Linked DNA regions of Homo sapiens: region 1 is linked to region 2. The links are chromatin loops, found by intact Hi-C in ENCODE. Cell type or tissue: mammary epithelial cell. All regions are shown on one strand.

Region 1 (8,000 bases), 82 kb after region 2:
AGCACTCTGGAAAAGACTTCTTTAAAAGTATAGTAACACCCTGCCATCATAGCGAAGTGGTAATCTAATAGAAGCTCAATTATTTAATACATAAGCTAAAACTAAATGTTTTAATATGGAACTAAGGCTTATGAATATTAGCCTCTGTGGCATTAAACAACTAATAGGACCTTCCTGGGCTTTAATTTTCTTTTTTGTACAAATGGGAATAAAAATCATACCTATTTTATAGTTTTTGTAAAGATTAGTTTGTTTAAACAGCAAGTAATGTTTAGGATTGTATCTATTATACAACATAATTGTTAACCATTATTATTATTATGAGTTATGTGCATCAAATGAGATAAATGCTTTGCAACTTGTAAATGCCTTGCTAACTCTAGGGAGCTATATGTTAATAATCTCTTTTGGACTATCTGATGGAGAAGCCAATTTCTATTGGCACTACAATTTTTTAAAAGCTGGTTATAAAACTGAAAAAGCAAGCACTATACAAGTATATTAAAGAATTTGGGAATTGTCTTCATCCTATTTTGAAAGTAAAGTAGAGGCGGATGGAATTTAGTACAAAATTATTACTGAAATAAAATGAACTTGGAAGCATGCTCTGGATGATTGATGTATTGTCCCTAATTGACATGCATGCCTGCAAATGCTTTTTAAACCTCCTTATTTAACAAAGAGGTAATTCAGGGTACGTTCAGCTTTTGGTTCGTGTGAAAGGAGCATATGCGATTACTGTTCATTTCAGTCTGGTCCAGAGCAGAGGTTAAAACCTCTGAGCAAAGAGCCGTTAAGCTACCAACTCAGTGGAACTGATGGCAAGTCTAAGTGTCTGGGCCTCAAGTTTCCCTTAGCATAGCCAGAGGAAATATTTTCACCCTGCTTATGGATTTCAAATTCTGAATGAGTGGGGCCTCATTCTGAGAAATCTGGAGACATGATATGCATAATACTGAATTATTATTGATAATAATAATATTGGGCAAAGCCATTTTCAAGTCCTACTCTCTGCTGAATGAATTTAGAAGGCTTATTTTTCTTCTTCCCGACAGTACATGTGAGCTCGTTTTTAATTCAGTTGCGTATGTGCATTGAGCTTGCCCTGATGATGTTCTCGTTGGGGCATGTCCCACAGAGCAGCTCAGGTCGTTTTGACTCTGGGTACTTCGGCTTACGCTGTAGCTAAGGGCAGCTAGACCGTTCTTGCAGAGCCTAACATTTTGGGTGCCATTTTATAATGCCTGTGGCAATTTGCATATTGACGTGGCCTCCCTGCTGGAAGCCAGATGTCCCTGCAAGCCCCAACGTCTTCCTTTCATTCAACTGCACCCAACTCTGGACTTGACTTGGTTGATTTTCTTTGCTAAAGTTCAGAGTCTTTACTGTTTAAAAATCAGGATTAAATAGATGCATTTCAGTTTCGAAGGTATTATTTGCAGTAAAACTGCCAACATAAACATTTTATAAGAAAGCCATGTATGTCCTGAAGTCATAACTGCAGGCCTCTCTTTACCTTCACATTGGCTGGTGGCATTGATGTCAATATTCAACACTCTAAGAGTTAATTTAATTTGAATTTCATTTCTTCTTTAAAGTAACTTGATCTTGCAACCTCTTTTCTCTCTGGCTATGGAAAGAGTCACTTTAGGAAGCTGAAACTTCCAGCATGAATACTTCTAGCAGGTTTATTTGTGTGGCAAATATGTGCTTCTATCTCATTTTTTCTTTGTACCTGTGACTTATCTACCTACCTGAAAAGCCGTAAGTCCTTTCTGGCAACTACTGCGACATTGCCTCTTTTTCCTTTTTGTAATCATCTTCATTGGCGTGAAATCTTCTTTGAACTGATCATTTGGCAACACTTGCTTGCTGTGAAAGAACTTTGACTATATACATATGCTATGATAGATATCATATCAATATTTTCCATCACTACTTTTGCTTTGTCAGAAAACTCATGACTTGTTGTGAGTCAGAATGTGTCACAGCCAAGCTGTCTTCCAAACCTTGAAATATTTTACTATATTTTCCCTTCGAAGTATTTGACTCATCAGCTGAGAAGATATCAGGCCTTTTACCTACGTTTGGTTTGATTTAGAACCATGAAGATGATGGGATCAGTATGTCCTTGCTGTGCCGTTTAGCTTCTTAGCTGACCCATTTGATAGAGGCTGAATGCTTCCTTGGAAAAGTTTTGCAGGATTTATCTTGTTTCTCATTCTGCATTAGTTGATGTCTGTCTTTGAAAAAAAATTTTGATTTGCTTTTCTGTATTTCTTTTTCAACTTTTAATCTATATTCCCAACTCTAATTCATTCTGTAATAATGTTAACCCCCAAAATTGTATGAACTGTCTTATTTGAATCAAAAGATGAAGTGCCTGAACTGATCTTACGTTCCCTTTCCCAGTGTCCCTTCCCTTTCTCAAAGTCTGCTCTTCTAAAAGAAACTGATGTCAGCTAGGGTACCAGTGACTGATACCTTGGAGGCATTTTATCTAAGATACACACAAAGCAAATGCCTCTAAGGTATCAGTTTACCAGGCCAGGAGACAGAATTTTATATTTTCCTCTAGGTTGTCTAGGGGACAATATAAGATTCTGTCCCCTGGCCTGGCAAATTAATTGCATTCACCTCCCCAGTTCTTCATACTTCTCTCTATCCAGGCCCTTTGGGGGTGCCCTCCCACACTGAGTTTAGGCTTCTTGTTAAAATTTGCTTTGGCCCATGAGACACTAATAAACTAAACACAGCAAGGCTTAAAAGGTTCTTGACTGCCTCTTCTTCCTCTCTTGATCCTCTGCCATTGCCATAGGAAAATGCCTGGCTTGGTTGCTGGCAGATGAGATTTAAGGAAAAGAGCTGAATCTACCTGGTTATTCTAGCCAAGGCCCCACACACCCTCAGAACTGCCTAGTGGACCTGCAGCTGACTGCAGATGCATGAGTAAAGCCCCAGCCAATGCCAGAAGAACTGCCCAGACAACCTTTAGGCTCCTTAGCCACATGAAAAAATGGCTGCATTTTTTTCTATGCCCCTGAGTGTTTGGGGCAGTTTGTTACTCAGTTAACGGTTAACCAGTACAACTCTTAAAGAAATCTAATCCCTCAACTATGCAGGAGGGCAACACAAAGACTCTTGTTAGTCTCTCTGATCACATCCACATCAGCCTGCATGACTTGACCATATCATTAAATAAAGAGTAGGACTCCAGCGTACTATTGAGTCAAAATGAACATCTATAAACAAGTCTTTCCAGTGGCCAGTTTCAGTTCATTGCTTTGGAGAGTTTTCTCTTTGTAAGCAAACTCTGAATACAGTTTTCATGTTTTTGTTGTTGTTTTCTTTTTTCTTTCTTTTTTTTTTTTTGCCTTAGGGCTTGCCTTTGTCATTGTTCCCTTCAACTGCATTTCTGCATTTCTTCTCTGCAGACGACATTCTGCTAACCTTGCCAAGAGCCACCCAGGTGAAATGAGATTTGTAGGGAGACACTCAGGGAGATTAACAGATCTTTTTGCATGAAGAATAATTGCAAAAGTAATCTCTTATTTGATTGAAGCTAATAAGTGGACATAGTGGATATTATGGTCTTCTTTTTTGAAGTCTTACTAATTTAGAAATTCGGCTGAGTATTTTAATGTTCAGAGAGCTTCCCTTCTTAAGGTTTTACTGTTATAGAACTTAATATCACCTATTTTTTAATATTTTGATTCAGTGATTGATTTTCTTGGTAGGTAGAATATTACATCTTAGCGAAAAATTAAATACTCTTCTGTAGTTGGAAACTTTTTGTGAAGACATAAAATTTTAACCACTTAAACCTAATCTGTGACCCCCTTACTTAGGCGTCGACCCTGGTTTTTCAAGCATCTCTCCCTAGAGGGCGGTATAGCCTCACTTCATGATGTGGTCTTTCCAATGTTGGCTGCTGGCCCCATATCACCTGAGGCTGAAGTCCTTTAGATTACAAGATTGGAATATTTTTAGTAAATCTATCACCAGTAGAGCCTTCATCTTAACATGATAAATGTACAACTCACTGGACGTATTTGGCTTGAGATTTATGGCAAATCAGACACAGCTTATGAGAGGTGGAAACGGTGCTTGTTTAACATAACTGTGGCTGTTTGTTCAGGTCAATCCTAGTCTATCTTTGTGTCGACACATAGTAACCTGTGGGATATTATGGGCAGATAGTGGAGCATTGGATAGAGTACTAAGGACGATTCAGTGGACCTGTGCTCTCATTTTGGATATGTCATTACAGGTAGTACTTGCCCCACTTGGACTTTGGTTTCCTTATTTGTAAGATGAGACAGCCAGTCTCAATATTTTTTTCACAATCCCAGCAACTCTGTGATTTATGGTCTTTGGTACATAACAGTAGTTCTGTACAGTTTGGTAGAGGAAGTGATACCAGTGCTCCCAACTGCCAATTCAAAGGAAATGTAGGTAGTTACCCAGTGATATTTTGGTTAGCCTACAGAAGATATTTTAAATTCTGAGGAAAAGAAAATGCCAGCTGATCACTGAAACCCATAAATGCTAAATAAATAGTTTTTGTGTATCTTCTTAAAACATGAATATTCTTACAAAGTCAGCATAAAGTGTTGATATAAGACTGCCTCAGAAGAAAAAGTGTCCACTACTCACAATCTAGCACCATGCATAACAAAGAGTCTTCACTCAAGAAATGTTTGTGAATTCTCGGCAGGGCACAGTGACCCATGCCTGTAGTCCTAGCTACTCTGGAGGTTGAGGAGAGAGGATCAGTTGAGCCCAGGAATTTGAGTCCACCCTGGGCAACATAGCAAGACCTCATCTCTAAAGAAATAAAAAGTTTATGAATGAATGACAAGAAGACTAATCCCATGTTTGGTACAGCTTTTACTTCTAAAATACTCTTCAATATACTGAGTCAGGATTGATGCTCATGAACTTCCAGCCATGGCTTTAACTCTACTCCTTTGGGTGACATTTGAGCATATTGGATCTGCTATGCGTGGAAAGTCACTTTACTTTTATTTGCCCCCACTCCATTGAAAAAAAAAAATTAGATGATAGCAGCATTTCTTAAAGAACAGAATGCATATCCCTGATCATGCTCACAATTAGGCGTAATTCTTTTTTACATGACCATTTTTAAGTTTTCAAAAACAATTGTCAAGCCTGTTGTAGTCTTATCTTTCCAAAGCTAACCATCATTCTTCCGGACTTTTTTGTGGATGTTTTTTAATGTCTTCATTGCTCTCCTTGCAATCGGTCCTGCTTGTCTGTATCCTTCCTAATCTGTCTCCAAGAATTAAACACAATATTTCAAGTTTCATCACTGCCATGAAAACCAGGATCACCACCTTTTTTATTCTAAATACTATGTTTTCTTCTAATACAACTTAATATTAGATTCCTCATCAGGTTGGTTTATATTGATGCCCAAGTCTTTTTCACAAATGCACTGTTAAATCATGTCTTTCTTTTATATCCTTTTAACTTTTATGTAAATCAGGATCTTCTTTTAATCCTCCTTAAAGTACAACTTCTTAGACTTAACTTGCATGTGGGAATATTATGGGTTCTAGTTATGTCAACCTACTAAGTCTGCTTTAAACTTCAGTTTATTTACAACAATGTTGGCCTCATGGACTATTTACAGGTTTTATTTATGCATGCATCTAATTTAACAAAGTCAAGAGAGAGTTGTAATGCTTACTGCTAGAAACCACCTTCTGGGAGGTACAAAAACATCTCAGAGTTCTTATTATATACCTTCATAAAACTCATACAATCTTCTCATCTCAGGCCAGGGAAAAGGAAATAAGATTATCATGACTTAATTTGGTCTTAGTGATCTGCACTAGTACCTGCTAACCACCTTTTTCTTTCGTAAGAGCTGACAAATCATCCTGTTAATGTCCACTCTAGAAATTTACTAGAAGTAAACAGAAAGCAAGATGATGGATTGCAGAATCTATCTCACGTTCCTTTCATACATTTTGTGACACATTTATGCATTCTCAAACCTTCTAGCCTGTCTTCACACATCCTGAGAGCTCTTGACTGCAGTTAGGTGAGTTGGCTCAGCACACCTCAGTGTAATCTAATGGCTTGAAGTTCAAGTCCTCAGGACTGCTAGTACTGTCTTAAAACTGGGGATTTTATTTCCCCCTTTTCAAGGTTCACTTTACCCTTTGTATGCACAGGTCATTGACTTTGAGAGGACAGAAACAACATGAGAGATTAACTCTGATATCCATCAATGTTTCTCAACTCTAATCTGCATGTTTATTCCTTCCTTGCTCCTTTTATTTCTCCAAACATAGATTGAAACCATCAATACAAATAAGAGATGTACTCAAATAACTCATGTTAGACAGTGTGTGATAGGTGTAGTAGGAGGACTAGAACGGCTTAGAAGACAGAGACATTACCTTCATCACAGGACCTCAGCAAGTGTGCTCTTTGAACTGGTCTTTGAAAAATGAAGGATTTTGATTGGAAGCATTGAGAGGAACTCTAAGTGCAAAAAGTGGCAGGGGCTAAAACATAAATGGGAGGTATGTCGACATTTAAGAAATGGAGCAGAACTTATTAGGTTTACCTAGCAGATAAGAGCCTGATTAAAAGGGGCCTTTGTACGTTCCTCCTCATTTGGATCATTTGATGAACTTGAGGGAGATTTTGAAGCTTTTCAGCTAAAGCTGTGATATAAGTAAATGTGTAAGCTTAATCTAAAAAAGACAAGAATTGCAGTTAGGAAACCACTAGGGGATTTTATACTAACCCATGCCACTCAAACTAAGATGGCCATAAATGGAAGGTATGGAAACAGTCCATAAAGTAAAGGTGGGGAGAAGAATGAAGATGGTTTTCGTATTGGTCAAATATTTAAAATATATTTATAATGTGTTTGCTCTGCCTAGAAAATTACCTCACCTATCCATACTCACCCCTCCAAAAAATATTAATACCCATCTTCACTCTTTCCACTCTATTTCATGAGGCACCTAATAAAAACCTCCAAGATGTTTTTGTACACCCTAGAGGGTGGTCTTTGGCAGTGAGCATCAGCTCTCTCTTGACTTTGTTAAATTAGACACATGGATAATCTCTAAATTATTTTGGGTGGTTTCATACACAGCTTTAAATAACATTGGATCATATTGTGTGGAAGATTTTGTTTCAGTTATCTTTCAAACTTCAGATTACACTGAGGATAAAGTCTCAATTTAACATTAGTTTGTCCATAACGCTTGCCTAATATTTGCAATTCTTCCCCTTCACACAAAGACCGAGTGGGCTTGGGCTTAGAAACTTTGGTAGACAACAACATTGAACTAAAACTGAATGGCAACATTTATTTAATTTTGTCCTTGTATTATACCATTACTTTCAGTTATTCTGTTTTTTACAAGTGATACTGTTGTCCTGTTTACGTCAAAGAATACAGTTTTAGTTTAAAATGAAATTTTATGGAAAAAAGGTAGTCATTGATTAAAAGGATTTTGTTAAGTATATACTAACAGGTAATACTATGATTTGGCAAAAATCAAGATGGTGGGACATGAATAACTGACATTCAGTTAACACTGCTCTAGTATAAAATCCAATTAGAATTACAAAAACTGTACATATTTTGAAGATGGCTTTTCTCCTCTTCTGAATTCACCAATGATTGAAATCATGTCCTTACATTGCTGAGAGGTGGTTTGATGGCCCATGGAGAATAGAAAGTTGTTTGCCATTATCCATGTATATGGGATAACAGTGGTAATCTGCTGTACTTGAAGCATAAAATCACCATTTTGACTCCTAGAGATTTGTAGGGTTTTTGTGGCAGCTGTACTACTCTGATGGAAGTACAAATTCTATCTATCTCATGACAAAAAGGTTTTTTTCCAAAGAGAACATGAGGTCTCATTTCTCAGTTAACTTTCAAATTGCCTCTAATATATCTAATGACCTCTTTTCTAAAATTAGTTTCATGAAGGGGTTGATTG
Region 2 (8,000 bases):
AGGATACAGAATTCTGGTAAGATAGGCTCAATAAGTTCTAGTGTTCTATACCACTGTAGGATGACTGTAGTTAACAATAATATATAGTTTCAAATAGCTGAAAAGAGGATATTGAATGTTCCCAACACAAAGAAATGTCAAACGTTTGAGATGATGGGTAAGCTAATTACTCTGATCTGATCACCACACATTATATGTCTCAAAACATCACTATGTGTCCCATGAATATGTACAATTATTACTTGTAAATTTTTAAAAATAAAGCAACATTTTTTAAAAATAAAAAGAAGAATCGTTTCAAATTAAGCTGATGGACATATTTTGACTATTCACCCTTGTGGGATATATTCTGCGACAGAAGTAATTGCCAACAGATATTTCAATAGCTTTTGTTAGGAGTGATTTGGGTATGGTTATTTTGAAATTATTGTACATATTTTGCGGGATTAAGTAATTGATAAATTGTTTAGGCTGGGTTCCCTAGGAAACAAATTCTAAGGCAAAAAATTTCTGTAAACATTTTATTGGGGAGTGCAATTCTAGGGACTTGAGAATGAGGGAGGAAGGAAGTAAAGACAGACAGGAGGGAGAGCCAACACTATGTGAAAATGTATTGCAAAGCTGGTCCAAGCTTTAGGATACACTGAATTTTTGGTTTTACAGAGCATCTTTAAGAAAGTATCATGAAACTACTGAATCTTTGGATAGTGTGAGAGGAAGGGATAAGCATTTGTTCTTTATGTCTCATTGGCCAAAGTAATTCAGGGGAAGCTAATACTCCCTCACTTACACAGGGATTTGCAAATCCTGCAGGGTGCCTCAGCTGCAACAGGGAAGCCCTGGGACAGGAGGATGGAGAAACAAGCCCAGCAAGAGAGAAAACGTGGCCAGGATATAAACTACAAGTGAAATGAGAGTCAAGCAACCATCCTGTCCAATGATACCCTTGGTCTTGGGGCAGTGAAGGCAACATGATCCTGACTCATGCTGGACCATGGGAAAAGTTAAAGCAGTTCCTGAGGCTGCTCCACACAAAAATAAAGTCAAATGTGCACAGGTATGGTGGTTTATACACTGAATCTAGTACAATTACACTGATGTTGGTAGGCACTAGGGCTATTAGCAAAGAAGAAAAAAGATACTGGTGTAAAATTAAAGGTGTTGAGTGAACTCTTCTTGTTCACAGGTGGTATTGGAACTATCAATGTGCACTTAAGGCTTATTTTTGTTCTTCTAAAATATATGTGTTTCCTCTCTCTGTCGGCTAAAAAATCTGGAAGCAATGACAACCCAGTGACAATGAGCACTCCTTTTGCCCCAGATTTATTCTCTAGATGCCATTTCTGGAAAAGGAATCGGGGTTCTTTGAACTAGCAGTTGATCGCACGTATGGAATAGGAAATGTATAAGATGAGCTTGGTACAATTAATTGGAACAGAAAACATATGCACACCTTTGAAAACTATTGGTGTTATTTCAAAAGGAGATAAAAGCCAACTTGAAGGGGCTTCCTCTGACTAAAGATGGGACAGTTTGTGGATGTAGGAGAAAAATGATTGCAATAAAGTGGAACATATCAAATAACTAAAAATCCATGAATTAATAGTGATACACAGACAATTAAGGAGAAATAAAATCTTCATTGGTCATCTTTGCAGGCTGCCAGCATGCGATTTCATTCTGATGATTGGTGAGAAAGGAGAAAGGGGCAAGTGTTTACTCTGACCTCATTATTGAATTCCATTTCAACAACCAAGCAGTTAACAAAGAAAAGTTTTCCAGTATATAAGAATATCACCTGATAGGCCAGGTGTGGTGGGAGACCAAGGCGGGCAGATCATGAGGTCAGGAGATTGAGACCATCCTGGCTAACATGGTGAAACCCCGTCTCCACTAAAAATACAAAAAATTAGCCAGGCGTGGTGGCGGGCACCTGTAGTCCCAGCTACTCGGGAGGCTGAGGCAGGAGAATGGTGTGAACCCGGGAGGCAGAGCTTGCAGTAAGTTGAGATCGTGCCACTGCACTCCAGCCTGGACAACAGAGTGAGACTCCATCTCAAAAAAAAAAAATTCACCTGATAAATGCTGAAAAAATGATAGATTTAGAAAATCCACCATTTTTTAATCCTTAGTTAAATAATAGATCTAGACAATTACTGATATAATTTTTAGGGAGAAGTTTGAAGGAAATCTTCATAAGTGGAGCCATTTGCCAACACTAATCCTACTAAGAGTATTAACATACTCTCCAAATGTGCCTATTGCTTCCCTTGACATGATGCAACAGAAAGTACACAGAACAACCCAGAAAGTATTTTTCCTCCCCAAAATTTCTCCCGAATCTAATCAAGCTTCTAGATATAACTAACAGTTAAAACAGGATAAATAGCACCAGGAAAATGCAATCAGCCAAATTCATAATCTGGGACAAATAATATGGTTTCTTCAACAAATAAATATCCTCAATAAATAAGAGAGAAGGGAGAATTCTTCTTATAAACTAAAAGACACTTAAGAGACCTCTCAGGTAAATGTAGTATGAAGACCTTGATTAGACCTTAATTCAAATATACAACTATTAAATAATATTTTTGAGACATTTGGAGAAATTTGAGATGGATAATGTACTAGCAGATATTAAAATACTACTTTGTTAGGTGTGATAGTGATAGAAAACTTAGGTACTTTTTAAGGAGATCTCTGTAAATGAAACATAGTGATTTACTCATTATATGATATGACACTTGAAACTTGCCTTACATAACACCAAAACTGAAAAAAAAAAAAAAGTTAGGAAAGATGAAATAAGATTGGCAAAATGCTCTTAATTATTGCAATGGTGGCAACTCATTATTCCATCCTCTCTACTTTTGTGAAGGTTTGAACATTCCTGTAACAAAAGGTCAATGACACAATTTAAAATCAAGCATATGTATTGAGATTATTTTTATAATACAGAGTCTTCAAAGACTTTGAATATCTCTATAATCTGCGCAGTCATTATCTCAACATAGGAGGATGATTCACAATGAGTCCTAACCCTCCCGACCAAGAATGATTCCACAAGAATCTTGCATGAGTCTCCTCAAGAAACCACAAGACAATCCTGATGTCCACTGTCATCCTCATTGAGGTGTACATACAGATTCTGGTGTGTATGGTCCAGTCTTTTTCCAGGTTAGCTAATGCAAACCATCCTCACTGTCTCTTCAACAAAAAAAAAATGAGGCTGACACAGGAAGAACAAAAATCTGTGACCCACAACTGCACTTTTTAGGTTCTACTGTCAGTGGTCTTTTACACGAAGTTGTCGGTAACAGTTGAAAGGAAGAGAAGCTTGTATGGCTATTTCCTTTACATGCAACTGTAGTGTTAAATTTCACTGCCTGAGAAATGCCACTATGAATAGCAATACTGGACAAATAATGCTTTTTTAATTACTTGTTGATTCTATGAAAACATGTACAAGTGCAAAGTGATACTTGCATTTATGAACAGAGGTGAGCAAAGAGCAATATTCTTAAAAATATGTTTACCAAAGGAGTTGTAGTAGACTTCTAGCTTTGAGTCATGGTTTCATCAATCGTCCAGTTTGATGACAATGATGGTTCAGCCATGTAAGGGTTTTACCACGTAATACCACATGCATCTAGCCATTTAGTGGTAATCATCTGTCATCTGGTAATCAGCCGTAAGTGATCCCAGAGGAGAGGGAGATGAAGGTGGAAGAATTGCTTCCACTGAGTTTAAAATGAAATTCAGATAAATTGTTCATTTTGGTTCTCTTCACAGCATACATAAATCTACTATTCTAGCAGTAGTTAAAAATGCATGTATATTCTATATTTCACTAGACTTGAAAGACAAGGGTAAATTTCAATATCTTAAAACCTAGTTTCCAAACATACTCTTGGACAATGAAATCCTCATGTCTTTTGTTTCTCTGTAGTAGAAAAGGTTATAACCAAATCTTGACTAATTTTTCTAATGATGCATCAGTATCAGTTCCAAACATTTAATGCATAGTTTATAAAATAACTTTATACCAAAGCCTCCTTTTGTTGAAGGAGGTTTCATAATTGAGTAATCAGACCTCAAACATTCAAAGATTACGTTTATGTAAGATCTACGTATTTTATTATTGTTCTAACAATAATAGACTGTTTTTATCATTGTCCTAATAGTGAGAGACAAAAATATGAAAAATTCACTGTTTTGAGATGACATAACCCTATTGACCATTGGCAATCTCATAATTGCTGTCTTCGAGGCATTACAAATGAGAAATCAGGTTTGGAGTTACTGGATTTGGAAACTGGAAGAAGTCTTAGCAGGAAGGAGCCAGGCTTCAATAGGGAAAGTAGCATATTTATATTAGCAGTTCAGTAGAAAAAATTTCATATGTGAAACCATTTCTGTAGGTGTATAAAGGGCTGAACAGGAAAACAGAAGAGGGTAAGAAAACCCAGAATATGGCAGCTGCAGATAGCTGCTTTGCCCTTAAGTCCACAGGGACAGGGAAAGAGGATAATGTTGAATCCAGCAGCTGGCTGGTGGGGTTAGAACAACCAAGGTATATCAACAACAGCCCACAGAAGCCACGCTGAGTAGAAATAAAGGGGAGATACATGTTGGTTGCTCTCTCCTGATCTCCAGTTTTCTACCCGAATTCCCCATCTGCCAAATCTAACCAGAAGTTAGTTGGCTAAGAAGCTTGGAAAATGTAATTTTACAAGTCAGCCTCCTGCAATACAGAACAAAGTAAGAGAAGCACAGGAGAATAATATCAGGACAAAGAAGCAAGTAACCAGGAACAGGATGTCTAATACAACTTCGTCATTTATAAATTATTGAATGGAGAGCTGGCACTGTGACCAGCAAAAGGATCCCAATAATCATGGGTTAAATTGCGAACATTCTCTCAGCAAATATTTATTGTGCAGCTCTAATGTGCCACACAGTGTTCTAGGTACTGGGGACAGAGTAGTTACCAATAGAGATGAAGCTCCTGCCTCATAGAACTTATAATCAAATGAATTTTCCAAATTATTTGCATCAGCAAATCATTGCACTGATACAAACCAAAAACAATCTACCACAACTATCCATGAGCTTGTTCCACCAACTCATACTGGCCCTTTTCTTGGTATAAGAGTGAACACTCCAACCACAGTATCTACCTGGGTAAACCTTCTTTCTTCCAAATGCCCCTTCACATTCAGAAAAATATCTCTTGGCTATCACAGCCTTCTATGCGTATCCACTATAGCACTTATCTGAATGTGCTCATATAAATAATTAGGCATTTATTTGTGTAATGCAATCTCCCCCCAAGTATATAAGCTACAAACGGATAGAAACATACTGATATGGTTTGGCTGTGTCCCCACCAAAATCTCATCTTAAATTGTAGCTCCCGTAAATCCCACATGTGGGAGGAATGTGGTGGGAGATACTTGAATCATGGGGGTGGGTCTTTCCAGTGCTGTTCTTATGATGGTGAATAAGTCTTACGAAATCTGATGGTTTTATAAAGGGGTGTTCCCGTGCACATGCTCTCTTGTCTGCCTCCTTGTAAGACGTGTCTTGCTCTTCTTCCTTTGCCTTCTGCCGTGATTTTGAAGCTTTCCCAGCCATGTAGAACCATGAGTCCATTAAATCTTTTTTCCCTTATAAATTATCCAGCCTCGATATGTCTTTATTAGTATCATGAGAACAAACCAACACACATACCTTGTTTCTTTCACTATTGTATATAAAACTTCCACCAAAATATTTGGTAAAGTTAGGTATTCAAAAATAATCATTGACTGGTTGAATTTATATAAGCCAATCTTCTTCTAAACATATATTACCATTGTTACTATCCTTTCTGAAAATGGAGACTAGTATAGACAGCCTATATTAGTTCTCTCTAAAATGATTGAATAGTAGCTTCCTCGTTAATATAATAATGGAGAACGAGAAAAATAGACTTTTCAGAGAAATGTGCGACATAGTCTCAGCCTAATTATCAGCAATAATTATGGACCAAGTATAGAAGCGTTGGTGGGCTATATTAAAAGTTAAACAAAGATCTCAAATAACTTGGATTCAAATCCAGGCTATGGTGTTGGCTACGGGACGTAGAATGGGTTATTATATCTGAGTCTCATCTGTCTGAACTGTAAGTTGGAAACAATAATATCTGTACATACCTGTCAGAGTTACAGTGAGTATTAACTAAAATGTGTAAAACACCTAGTCAACATATAAGATCAATGACTATGGACTTGGACCGTATCTTGCTGGTTTACCAATCCTCAACTATTCCTGACATGATGTTAGTTCCGCAAATAAAGGAAGGAACAAATTAAATTGTAGAGTAAGGAATAGGTAGCTTTTTGGATAACTCAATCTGAACTTACATCCTTGGCATCAACCTCCAGAGGCACTGAAAATCCAGCTTAAAGAAACCTTAAAAATCTACAGTTTTCACTGATAACAGAGAGCTGTAGCAGAGGGATTAAGCAAAGCAATCTCAGCCATTGAAAGAGTAATGCTTCATAGGAAGCTCAAGTTTTCAAAGGGACTAAAAATTCAGTGTTGTTTTTCTGACACCTGAAGGGAAAAACAGTTAACACTTCTTCAGTGAAGCTGACCTGCAGTTGAAAGTTTTTATTTATTTTTATTTTATTTTATTTTATTTTATTTTATTTTATTTTATTTTTATTTTTTTGAGACGGAGTCTTGCTCTGTCGCCCAGGGTGGAGTGCAGTGTTGTGATGTCGGCTCACTGCAGGCTCTGCCTCCCGGGTTCACGCCATTCTCCTGCCTCAGCCTGGCGAGTAGCTGGGACTACAGGCGCCCGCCACCACGCCCGACTAATTTTTTGTATTTTTAATAGAGACGGGGTTTCACCGTGTTAGCCAGGATGGTCTCGATCTCCTGACCTCGTGGTCCACCCGCCTTGGCCTCCCAATGTGCTTGGATTACAGGCGTAAGCCACCGCACCCAGCCGAAAGTTTTTAATAATTATCAGGGATTTTTTTTCCCCAGAGAAAGGAGATAACCAAGGAAGTATCCTAATACATAACTACCTGCTTCCTGTTTAGCAGGCCTTTATGAATGAGAAAACCTGTAAAATGAAATTTCAATTGTATTTAAGAGAAAAAATTTCTCTTTGCAAAATGTAAGAGAAATTCCATGTAGGATTTCTAGGTAGCAGACTGAAAATTGTTTGTATCCCCTCTTACCTGAGACACCACTAAAATAACAGTAACGTTCAAGTTCTAAAATGAAAGAGCTAAGAAACCACTCACACAATGCCTCTCCTGCCAGAAAGAGAAAGGGAGAGAAAGACAGAGAGGATGAAAATCAGAAATGCAAGCTCATTTTCATTGACACTGGAAACATGCGTAACTCCAAACCACAACATACAAGGAAGCACTGACAAAGTCAGCTAAGGGAAAACCAGGATGTGGGAAGATGTCAAAAAAAGACAACTGTGCTGTCGATCTCAGACAAAGCTGACAGCAAAACTACCCAAACTGTCACCAACTATCCTTGGGTGGTGCATACTACAGCTTGGCTCACTTAGCAATCATGCCAACCCTGTCTCCTTTGTCATCCGCTAATGTCGGGGACAGAAAGCAAAGTACTTGAAGAATAAATATAAAACAATAAACAAAAGAGGATAGGAGTACCTGTTAACAAAGTCTGCAAGTCTGAAAGTACATGGAAGTGGCTGGTGGTTGAAGAGAGGAGACTTGCTAGTGGGGCCTGCAGCAGAGGTGTTTGCCGCTCTGCTCTGGGCATGAAGATAAAACTTAACAGAAAGCAGAGGGCGTGAGGAAGGGGTCTAAAACCTGGCTACTCACTGAAGTCTGCCTGCTGAACAGCTTTGCCTGTTCACCCACCTCCACTTCCCCCACACAACAAAGTCAGCCGGGCAGGGAACAGGGCTGGCACTGTTGGGCACCCCAGAGTAGCGTCCTCAGCTCCTATGTCCCTCTCCCACT

What was found. Peaks named below come from ENCODE experiments on the same cell type or tissue, not always from the same donor. Only the 100,000 strongest peaks of a DNase experiment are listed, where the experiment ranks them.
Region 1: it touches region 2 in a loop (6-fold over the local background); 3 of 110 quality-filtered maps call a loop at or near these places.

The regions. Positions count from the first base shown.
Region 1 is chr2:225,005,011-225,013,010 of GRCh38, reverse strand. All of the region lies in intron 1 of DOCK10 (dedicator of cytokinesis 10), which reads left to right. It overlaps MIR4439 (microRNA 4439), which reads left to right and starts at 2,471; the gene lies at 2,471-2,550. In mammary epithelial cell, a CTCF peak has its summit at 3,877; a DNase peak (open chromatin) is centred at 2,000; H3K27ac peaks cover 1,470 bases.
Region 2 is chr2:225,086,576-225,094,575 of GRCh38, reverse strand. No RefSeq gene overlaps it. Among named protein-coding and RNA genes, the nearest start is that of DOCK10, 48 kb to the right of the region's middle. In mammary epithelial cell, no CTCF peak of the experiment used is centred here; DNase peaks (open chromatin) are centred at 3,055 and 3,595; H3K27ac peaks cover 1,686 bases.